2 separate regions of the Mus musculus genome follow, and region 1 is linked to region 2. The links are chromatin contacts, found by Hi-C or POLR2A ChIA-PET in ENCODE. All regions are on one chromosome and are shown on one strand. Each heading gives the region's core, a stretch centred on a gene start or an enhancer-like site at or near the end of the contact. The rest is flanking DNA. Distances are from core to core; before and after follow the strand shown.

What was found. Hi-C counts contacts between places; a loop is a spot of excess contacts on that map. ChIA-PET counts read pairs that join two places held with the same protein, here RNA polymerase II (POLR2A).
Region 1: a map of T-helper 17 cell shows a loop between it and region 2 (2.1-fold over the local background). The contact joins the promoter of Cdk16 here to the promoter of Elk1 in region 2. A Hi-C loop is called at or near these places in 3 of 37 maps with a recorded cell type or tissue (T-helper 17 cell and mouse embryonic stem cell). POLR2A ChIA-PET finds 5 or more read pairs at or near these places in 2 of 5 experiments (both embryonic stem cell).

The regions. Positions count from the first base shown.
Region 1 is chrX:20,686,065-20,691,750 of GRCm38, forward strand. Cdk16 (cyclin-dependent kinase 16) reads left to right here and starts at 2,362. Exons shown (of 16, transcript NM_011049.5): 1 at 2,362-2,742.
Region 2 is chrX:20,948,085-20,953,769 of GRCm38, forward strand. It overlaps Elk1 (ELK1, member of ETS oncogene family), which reads right to left and starts at 2,524. Exons shown (of 6, transcript NM_007922.5): 1 at 2,356-2,524. It overlaps Uxt (ubiquitously expressed prefoldin like chaperone), which reads right to left. Exons shown (of 7, transcript NM_013840.3): 6 at 4,124-4,187; 7 at 3,581-3,939. The coding sequence ends at 3,886.

The DNA.
Region 1 (5,686 bases), core at 1,112-3,611, 260 kb before region 2:
TGGCCTATACATTTTTAAGTTTTTTTTAATGTGTCTCTGTGTTCACGTGTGTGTGTGTATGTGTGTGTGTGCGTGTGTGTGTGTGTTTTAGAGTATGCCATGAAGATGCTTGAGGAAACTAGAAGAGGGCATCCTCACTATGCTGCATTATTATGCTAAGGCCCTTAGTGCCACACTTTTTATACTATTGGCCAAAGTGATAACTATAGAAAGTAATACTCTGATGAGAAAAGGGGAAAATGTAAAATGAAACATTTGTGTCCATTTATGTTTATCCACTTAATGTCATGTTTTATAAAACTTCTCCTGGAAGCCGGGCGGTGGTGGCACACTCCTTTAATCCCAGCACTTGAGAGGCAGAGGCAGGCAGATTTCTGAGTTTGAAGCCAGCCTAGTCTACAGAGTGAGTTCCAGGACAGCCAGGGCTATACAGAGAAACCCTGTCTCGAAAAAACCACAACAACTAAAGAAGGAACTGGAGATACAGTGTGAACCACTTGATGTGTATGCTGAGAACCAAACTCTGGGGAGCAGCAAATGTCTGTAACCACTGAGCCATTTCTCCAGACCCAATCCCATTCATTTATTTTTTTCATTGTTTAAAAGTTGATCAATGAGCCTGGCACAAATGCAAATGGGCTGGAGATGTAGCTCAGTTGGTAGAATGCAAATAAAACCAGGTGTGTGGCACATGCCTATAACACCAGCACTTGGGTGGTGGATGCAGGAAGAATCCAGACTTCAATATCATTCTTGACTACACTGAATTCAAGATGAGACTGGGCTGCAAAAGACTGTCTGAAAACAGAACAACAAAATGTTGACCAGGTCTGGGTATTATTAGCTCAGCATGGAAGCACACACAAGGCTGGGAATAGACTTTAACAATGCAAATAAACATCAAATTTTAAAAGCCCCCCTTTCAAAAGGCATAAAGCCAAGTGGGGATTTGGAATAATGGAACTGCACCAGAAAGAAATAAGTGTAGATATGGGGCAAGTGAATTCCAGGCACAACAACAGCGAGTATGAAGTCTCAGAGACACAAATGCCTGCTATATTCAAGAACTAGGATATTCTCCTGTTGTGAGAGGAAAGGAGATTAAGTCTGTTAAATGATAGACCCGATGTCTATCCTAGCAAGGACGACTTTCATGGCTGAAGAAGTACTTGCCAATCAATGGCCCTTGCTTGAAAATCGTGACTGGGAAAGAAGGCCAACCAAAGGAAGCCCAGAAGAGGCAAGGAAATTCCTGGGGCCAGTGTAAGAAGTCTCAGGAAGTCTGCAGAACTGTTTGGGATAGATACGGGAAATCGTGTCATTTTCTACAGAGAAGAATGAGAGGTATGCCTGGCAATGTTGGCCGTGTAACAGAACCTAGTTAAGTAAGACTGTAGAGGACAAGATGAGGTAATTGAAAGGTGTAAAGAAAGCCTAATTAGAGGAGCTTGTACGCGAATATTAGAGTGAGGCAGCAAGAAGCTCCGCCCAAGCCAAAGTTCCAAACCTGCGCCTTAGTGGAGTCTGCCCCCTCTAAAAAGGCCTTTCCTTCTCAGCCTAGGTTTCACCACACCAAGAAGCTGCAGGAGAATGTGGGAATGGTTAAAGGAGGGAACCGGCTGACTGAGTGGCCTTTGGACCAATTATCTTACGGGATATTCAGCGATCTCCTGAGAAGCGCTCAGAACAAAAAGGCGAGCCCGAAAACCAATAAAAAACCGTACAGAGGAGGAGGCAAGCTGAAGAGAAAGCTAGATCATGCTTCTTCAGCTTTGCCACGCCCTTCATTCTTGCTCAGCCCTGACGCAGGGAGCAAATTTGATTGGCTGAGCGTCAGCTTTTTCAAAAGGGTGGGGCCACATACGTTTCACAGTGGGTAACAAACTAGTGGTAGAGGGTGGGTGGCAGGGCGGGGCTAGATTGTCCTAGCTAAGGTGGTAATCCAGGCCACCTCTCCTAGAAAGTCATTTCCAGCCTTTAAATTCTTGCCTCCCGAGGCACCACAAAGGACTGGAACTGCTTCGCTCACCTGTTCTTTTTCTCCTTGCAAAAGTCCCGTTTACCACCATGGGGATGTACCAAATGAGACTGTAGGGAAAGAAGGTGGTGACTGGCACGCCTGGCTACTGGCTGCTGCTCACCTCGATGCTAGTAAATTTCTAGCAAGATCAAAACTATTAACCCCTCTCTAAATCCCCCTGGCGCCGTTCCAGGGCCAACGCCACATTCCCTGCTGGGCACGCAATGGCCGCACCCCCTCCCGCTGCAGAAGGCTCTTTTGGTACACGCAGTCCGAGGTGAGTCTCCTCCTTCCTGCTTCACACCCCACCCCCAGCGTGTGCGTGCGCATGCGCGGAGCGCGGCGCGCGCGGCTGTTGGGCCGCTGGCTGGGGGGCTCTGGGATATGCTGCGTCTCCGCTAGCTGTCTGCTGTGAGTCACGAGCCGCCGTGAACACCCGGATTCCAGCGGGCGCTTGCGAGCACGGGGGCATCGCCCGCAGTGGCCAAGCTCATGGCCGGCTGAGCGGGACGCCGCCGCCGCCTCAGCCGCCGCCGCCGCCGCCGCCTCTTCCTCCTCAGCCGGCGGCGGCCCGGGCCCAGCAGCCATGGCCGAAGACTACTGGGACGGGCGCCTGCGGCGAACTGGAGGAAAAGGAGGTCGCGCGGCCTCATCCCGGGCCGCCGCCCCAGGCGCCACCGCGCCGGCCCCGCGGCTCTGAGGTTACTCGCGCGCCCCCTCCGGTGAGCGTGTCCTCGATACTTAGGGTGGGGGCTGCTCTTCCTAGAGAGCCAGCCGGACCCTAGGCAGTGCTGGAACAAGACCAAGGGGTTCTGGGCAGCTTGTCTGTCAGGTGCCCCCTCCCCCTCGAGTTTCCCAGAATGCACTGGGGGGTCATTTGGGGCCTCCCTGACCTTGGCCCCGCCCTGGGCCCCTGTCCTGGGAGCTGAGGATGGGAAGTGCTGTGGATGCTAAGTGGGAGAAGGGTGATTAAAGGACTAGCGTTATGGGAATGGATTGATACAGTGAGATTCTCGGAGTTGCTAAAGGGCTAGGAACATGTAATAAAAAGCCTTACGACTTCAGGCCCAGTGTGCTTATGGAAAGGGGTTGCAGGACCATGAGGGACGTGATGGGGTATAACAGGGTTTGAAGTAAAGACAGTTCCAAAACATTCTAGTGGAAGTTGGAGCTACAGAGAGGCCCAGTGTAAATGGAGAAAGGGTGGTAGAGGTACTACCAGAAGGTGTGCTGATAGACGCATAGTTCCGAGTGTGTGGTGATGAGGGTCAGGATAGTGTTAATACTGTGTTTATCCACGGAGTTGAGGGTGGCAGCTTCTCTGGGTCCAGGGTGTGCTCATAGAGGAGGTAATGGAGGGTCCTGGAGATGAGGGTATGTAGATGTAATAAAGGTAGGGTGAGATCAGTATATGCCAGTGAAGGCAGAGCTTTTGAAGGACCTGAGAGTGTGTGTAATGGGAGAGGATGGGGAAAGGCCTGTACTACTGGGTTTTAGGTGTGTGCGTACATGTGTACGGGAGATTGTCAGTAAAGGAAGTATAAAGAGCTTTGCACACTAAGGGTCAAGATGAGGTGTGAGTGGATGTCCATAAAGGCTTCCAGAAAGCGTGGGGGCAATACTATATATGAAGTTCTAGAGCACTGGTTCTCAACTTAGAGGTCGAATGTCAAATATCCTGCATATCAGACATTTACATGATAATTCATCACAGCAAAAGTACAGTTATGAAGTAGCAACAAAAAGAACTTTATGGTTGGGGGACACCACAACATGAGGAACTGTAGTAAAGGGTCACAGCATTGGGAAGGTTGAGAACCACTGTTGTAAAGGCTGCTGCTGTGGGGTTAGATAGATACAGACACTTAAATGTATGCACGCTATTAGGGGAAGAGCACAAAGTAAAATATGCTGATGTACATCAAAACGCCTTTTTTCTCTCCATGGGCCACTGAAGTGTGCTGATTTGAGGAGTGCTTCAGAAGTAGAGTTTTTTTGGGGGTGAGGGGTGGAGAATCTAGTGGATAATGAAAGGAACAGAGCTATGAAGGAAATCAATTGTGAACCAGAGAAATGGTGGTAGGAGTGGTTGGTTGAAGCAGGGAATAGGAGTAGGTACTGGTGTGCCAAAGTGAATTGGAGTCATGAACTGAGATGTATGTTATTAGGGGTCAGGGTCAAATGGAGGAGCTGCATTCACTAATGAGAGTCAGTCTGATACAGAATAGTGCATTTCTCCCTGGAGAATAGGGCTAAGGAAGGGTTCAAGGTGTGCTGATAGAGTTAGGACTGTCAGGGTCAAGATACAATGAAGATTAATCTTGTGCTGAGGGAAGGAACTGTGCACTGGAAGTACAAGAATGTATGTTAACAGCTGGGCGTGGTGGCACACGCCTTTAATCCCAGCACTCGGGAGGCAGAGGCAGGCGGATTTCTGAGTTTGAGGCCAGCCTGGTCTACAGAGTGAGTTCCAGGACAGCCAGGGCTACACAGAGAAACCCTGTCTCGAAAAACAAAACAAAACATACAAACAAACAAAAAAAGAATGTATATTAACAGTGGTCATAACTCTGAAGGTAAGGGCTAGAGAGATGGTTCAGCTGTTAAGAGCATGTGCTGCTCTTCCAGAGGACCTGGGTTTAGATCCCTGCATGCACATCAAGAGACCCATAACTGTGAAGGGACCTAAGTGTGAACCAAACTGGTCAGGGATTGTATAAGAATCACAATGTACTGAGGATTCAGAGACGTGTGAAAGTCCAGAGAATGCTAATTTGGGTCAGCAGTAGAGCACCCTGAATGCATGTTAAGGAGGATCAGAATCCATAGGGGACACTATTATTGGGAAGGACAGTGCTAGAGAGAGGCTAACAAGCATCTAGGCTAGGAAGGGACTCAACGTGAAGGTGGTAGGAGTTACTTAAAAGGGGCAAATATATGCCAATACAGTTGAGGGCAAGGTTTTGAGTGCTGAAGGGAGTTAGACGTTGTGAATGTTAGTAGGAGTTAATAAATATTGAGGGCCTTCTTGGGGATCTAGTGTGTGCTTTTAGAGGTCAGGACAGAATGGAGCATGTGTAAGTATGGTGGTAATGCAACTGTGTGCTCAGCAGTTGGAGTTATCGTCCGTCCGTGTCCTTGGTATGAGAGTAGCCTGAGAACTGGTGAGTATGTCTGAGGAATGCCAAGAAGGACAAATGCTACGTTAACATCCTATCTCCTGATTCTTGCTCCTTCACTTGTTCTGAAGTTTAGAAGCTCAGAAAACTGAAATTATGGTATTTAAGTTTTGTTGCTCATAAATGTTTAAGTGTATATATTTTTAGGAGTCTGTCCTCCCTGAAATGTTGGTCCTTGGGAACTGGCCACTTTCTAGGCCTAGATCTAGTGTTTGTCGCCAAGGTCAGGATTGCCCTGTATTCTCTGTGGGTGGATCTTACTCTTATCTATCTGAGATTTCTTCTGCTAAGCTGGCTCTGCCTTCCCTTCTAGTGAAGAAGTGGGCAGAAGTGGGAGTGGGAGCTGCTGGGGTAAGCATTTTGTTTCAAGGTAACAAGTGACCCATTTCTTTTTAATTCATCCCCAGCCTTATCTTCAACCTCAATTCTAGCTATACTTGGGCCCTGGGCCACCTCAGGCCCTGCTGTGAGTACAGATGGCTCCTGA
Region 2 (5,685 bases), core at 1,274-3,773:
TATATAAGCTATATAGCATGTCTAACCATGACAGAGTATAAAGGGCCAAAGCAAGCAGGAAAGAGATCTGAACCCTGCTCGGTATACAAAATCAGATAGTCAAAGAGAGGTGGGTGTTGACTACTTTGATACAAAAAATGATATTTGAAACCTTTTTATGTATATACCTTTATACATTATATCCCAAGCACCAGTGTGACAAATACATGTTTTACTAAAATTACACTACCCAAGATGCAAAGACATGAAAGCACTCTCTGAAACATCTTTTCTATTTGTGCCTTTTCATATCACCAACATCACATTTCCTTTACGCTCATTTTATTCACAAATCAAATGACATTCTTACAAATATCTTTAGTGTGTTCCCTGCACAGGGTAGTGAAAAAATTCCTTTGGGTATGGCAAGTGTACAGTACCTTGAAAGTTACCATACAGAGATGTGGGAGTAGTGTTAATGGAGAAAGAAGAGCTAATGCAAAGGCCCTGAGGCTGGCCTGTACCGGCTGTTTTTGAGAAGCAGTGAGGTTAGCATGGCTATAGCATGGATCTGAAATGTGGAGATGAAAGAGATAAGGTCAGTGAGGTGACTTGTTTAACCCACACATTTTTTTCACACTGGAAAGGCTATAGTTCTGACTCCCCCATTTTAGCCCAGTACAGGAAGAAAGTAGTTAAGTCATTCATGTAAAGTCACACCACTGCTAGGACTTGAGCTGATGGGTCCTGAGAACAGAGTAGAATGGAGACAGCTCTGTTGTCAGAAAGAACAGCAGAAACAAAAGCTGGGTGATTGAAACTAATTTGGCTGTTAAGGAATGTGCCCTCATATGGGATGCAATGAGGTGAGAGAGGGGCATGTCAAAAGTGTTCCCCTATCTAAGTAGTTATTGGGCCATCTGTGAACCCACATGCCCTAGTTTTCTCAGTTATCTGTCTCACAGGGCTATGATGAAGACTGGAGACTATAAGCAAGCTGGAGACTATAGAATACTGCCTGGTACACAGCAAGTGTAAAGTATAAAGTTAGATCCGACTGTCATTAGCAATAGTACCACTACTATAGTTGAGAACTATAGCAAAGTAAAATGCCTAGTGGCTAAGAGTGTTTATGAGGGCTGGGCAGTGGTGGCACACGCCTTTAATCCCAGCGCTTGGGTGGCAGAGGCAGGCGGATTTCTGAGTTCGAGGCCAGCTTGGTCTACAGAGTGAGTTCCAGGACAGCCAGGGCTATACAGAGAAACCCTGTCTTGAAAAAAAAACAAAAAACAAAAACAAAACAAAAAACAAACAAACAAAAAGAGAGTTTATGAGGAACATGGCATATATTAAAAGTCCCTGGGTTTTACAAGTACACAGGACTTCCTAGGAGATGGGGGCAGAGAAGACTGACCCAATACATAGGAGGAGGAGGAGGGAAATAAAGTACAAAGCCTATCTATCCCCTTTGGGGAGGGATTGCAAGCTCTGAGGATTTGAGAGACTGTAAACACTGGGGTGGCAGAAGGCTTCTGAACAGACTCATTCATTACAAAAGTGAGATGTGGTTTAAGCTGATACCTATACAACCGCAGAGAAGAAAAGCCATCACATAATAATTAATTAAAGTGAAGGATAGGACAAGGCCATAGACTGGGCTGTTGAAAATGAAAATAAAAATTGCAAAGCACCAAACTGACCCACTGTTAAAAGGAAGCAGCTCAAAGACTGGAGTCTACAAATAAGGGAGAAAAGTTAGGGCGGTGATAACTAGAGGAATATGAATGCAAGCATGCAAACTAATTCACAGTAAGATGGGGGCAATGGGAGGAGGTGGATAAAGTCATGGGCTTATGCACTGGGGACTCAAGGGGGGCAATAATGTAAACTTAGGTGGACTCACTGTTGAACAAACAATGGGGTGTCTTAAGTGGGAACAGTGCCACAGATTGATTCACTACAATAAACATGAGGGGTTCAGTAAACAAAGCCACAGAAGGTTCCCCTTAAATTTGAGGCTAGGGGAAATGGAAACACTTTAGACACAGCTACGACTAAAGGGGGACTGGACAATGCAACAGACTGGTTTCCAATAAGTGGGGGTTGGGGAGGGCAAGACCACGGACGAGTCCATTAAGTTGGGGTGGGGAAAATCATAAGCTCACAGACAGATCCATTATACAGACAGCAGGATGTTAGCCCACGTTCAGATCTACTATAAAGGGCAAAAGGAGCAGGCAATGCACACACAGGGGCAATCAGTTGATGGTAGTGGAGCCAAATACCAGCAGGCTGGGCCAAACCACATCCCTTGCGCGGGGGTGAGGATACGTGGGGTCATGGACAGGGTCCTCCACCTTGTGGGCCTGGGCTCACCTGCGAGTGGCGCGGCGGTGGCAGTGGCAGCTCCGGGGGGCGGGGGCTCCATACGAGGCCCCACCGCCCCCCAGGCCCCGGTTCCAAGGCGGCGGCGGTGGTGGCGGCGACAGCAGAAGCAGCAACCAGAAGCCGCCCCTGCGTTTCCCCACCGCTCACGTGGGCTCTCATGGGAGGAGCCAAGCGTCCTCCTGCTTGCTGATTGGACAAAATGCCAAGGATCCTAAGCACAGGGGCCTGGGTGGTGGAGGAATACTAACAGAGCTGTAACACAATTGGCTTAAAAGGGATTGATGGACTGCGGGTGGCCAACTGAATCTATAGAGGTGTTGGGCGGCGCTAGTGCCTCACGCCGATTGGGTCAAGGAGGACTGCCAAGTGCCAAGGTTTGAGGAGGGATGGGGAGGTCGCCCAGTTCACACCGATTGGCTTAAGTGAGATTGATGGCAGACAGACAGTCCCAGAGGATGGAGGGGTGGTGATGGGCTGTTTTCAGCTGATTGGAGGATTCTCCCAGACAGTGGCCAAAACACCAAAGTAGGTGGTGCTGTACACCATACCGTTCAGCAGAAACAGGACTTATTTAGAAAGGGCCATAGCAGCAGGGTAGGACTCAACTCTGTGGAGGGGGGTAGGGTAACGCTATGGGTAATTAGCTAGGCAAAAACTAACTTTGAATTCAGCAAAAGGTGGAGGCCGGAATGGCTGCCGGATATACAGAGGAAATGTATATGAGAGGTGGAAATTAACTGTCTACAAGGGCAGAGTCTAGCCACAGTCAGTTGTAAGGGTGGATTTAGGTTCTTAGTGATCTATGACTGGACTTAAACCTAGGGACTGTAGGGGCTGTAGCAGGGAGGGCAGGATCTCTGCATACTGTTGAAAGTAGAACTATTAGAACTACGATTTAGGGACCAAGTCAAGGGTTGGGCAGTAGTGTTATTTAGGGTACCTGGATGACCACTGGACTGTGAGAGACAATAAACCTTAAGATCTGAAGTAAAAAGCTGACGGCCATGGAAACAAATTACTTTGAACTGGAACTGTAAAAATTTGTTTCAAGTGTCTCATGTAGCCCAGGATTACCTTAAACTTAAATCCTTCTGCCTCTATCTCTTGAAGTCACAGGTGTGCCACACACCTAGCTTATGTACACAGTACTGGGGACTGAATTTTAAGTTTCATGTGTGACAGGCAAGCATGCTACCAATTGAATCTCATCTTCAGCCCATTCAGTCCATTCTTTATGGTAAGACAAAGGGCACAGATACAAATATCTAGGAAAAGGAATTGTGAGGAGCAGGGCCAAGGTTCTAAAGGCGACAAAAGAGAGTAAAGCATAAAGTCAGGAGAAAAACACAAGTTCTAGGCAAGACCTCTAGAACGTTTTAGAGGTTCTACAGAAAGGATGGGTCTTCCAGTAATTTTGGTCTCTAGGGCACTTAGTAAATTAGTGAGAATTAGGGAAAAAAGGACTATGTGATTCCAAGGCATTCAGGTGCTTTAATATTGGAGGCTGGGAAGATGCAGTCAATGGGGAGATGGCTCTGGGAAATTCTGCAGGCCTTGTAGTTCTCTAAGTCCCTGTAAAAAGAGGACAACGTATACTGAACCGAGGCAGGGTCCAGGTCCTGTCCCAGGTTTGCTCTGTTTTTCACTTCTTTGGTTTCAATTTAGAAGGAAAGATGACCCCTCCCTTCTTTGGCTTTCTCCTGTCTTCAGGTTATCACCCTAAATATATTTGAAGGGTGGAGTGAGCTGCTCTCACCTCTAGCATCATGTGGATATGGGCCTTGATATTCATGGAGTCCTTGGTGAGGCTGTCGCTGAGCCTAGAAAAAAAGGAACAAAAAAGGGCAAAATGGGCCCACTTAGGCCCCACTATGCAGAGATGTCTGGCTACCACTTGGAATTTCCCTACTTAAAGACTGAGGGAAATAGGGCCAGTGAGGTGGTTCAGCTTGCAAAGGTTGATTGCTGCCAAGCCTGAGAACTTGAGTTCAATACCCAGGACCCACACAGTGGAGGAGAAAACTGACTTCAAATAGTTGCCCTCTAACCTTCACATGTACTCATAAAAAATGTAGTAACAATTTTTAAAAAACAATTAAGGGGATGAGGGAAGTGGGTATGGGTATATTAATATGATCAAACTACGGGATACACTCGAAACCCATCACAATGACTATCTGATGATAAGAAGTAAAGATTATTGAGTGCCTTCTGTATGCCAGGGAGCTTTAAATAATAGCAGAAACAGCAGTAAATTATACAAAATTCTTTGTCTCCTGGAGCTCCTTTATTATCTATCTGTTATAGGCATGGGAAATACACCATGAATGTCGGTTCCCAGAGGTTAGAAGAAGATATCAGATTCCCTGGAGCTGTAGTTGCAGGTGGTTGTGAGCTACCTGACATGGGTGCTGGGAACTGAACTCAAGTTACTCTGAACAGCTGTGTGTACACTTAAGCACTAAGCCATTTCAAATACTAAGAGACAAAGTATACACACACACAATTATTATGATGTGTTAGATCTACCTAAGTATAAGGAACTAAATACTGAAGAAGTGGTAGGAAGAGGAGCCTTCAATTTCAAAGAATGCTCAGGTTTGGCTTCACTAAGAGCTTTCCCTTTAAGACTATATAGTACAGCCTGGCTTCTAATTCAAGATCCTCCTGTCCCGACTGCTGAGATTACAGATGTGTAACCCTACCACCTAGTGGGGGTGATGTGGAAGATAAGTGCTCCACCACAAGGAGAAACCAATATAAAGATGCTGGGGTAGGAACATGCTTGGTATGGTACAGGCACAGCCAAGAAGCCATTGTGGCTAAAGAATAAGAAGTGAAGTCAAGAGAGGTGAGGAAGGAGGCAGAGGGTGGAAAGTCTACAGTACCATGGTAAAGATCTTAGCTTTTACATTAAATAAGGTGCTAATAAGGGGAAGGTTGTGAGTGGAGGACAGATGCAAACTGATTTGAGAATAAACTTATTAGAGTTTAAAAGAATCCACCTGGCTGTTGGGCAGTGCACTGACAGGACAAGAAACCCAAATGTGAAGGCAGCAAGTCTAGTGAAGAGCATAATGCGATAGTGCAGGTAAACAATGGAGGCTCAGGTCACAGGGAAGATAGTTGAAGTAATGATAAATGACTCATTTTGGGGTGTATTTTGAAGGCAGTGCCAAAGGATTACAGTCAGGTATGAGAGAAAGGACTCTAGGAAGAGGCTAAGGCACAAAACACCCGGGAAAATGGAGCTGCTTGAAACCACCCTCGCCCTGAACTGCTGAGTTCCATAAATCAGTCAACTCCTTCTGTCCGAAT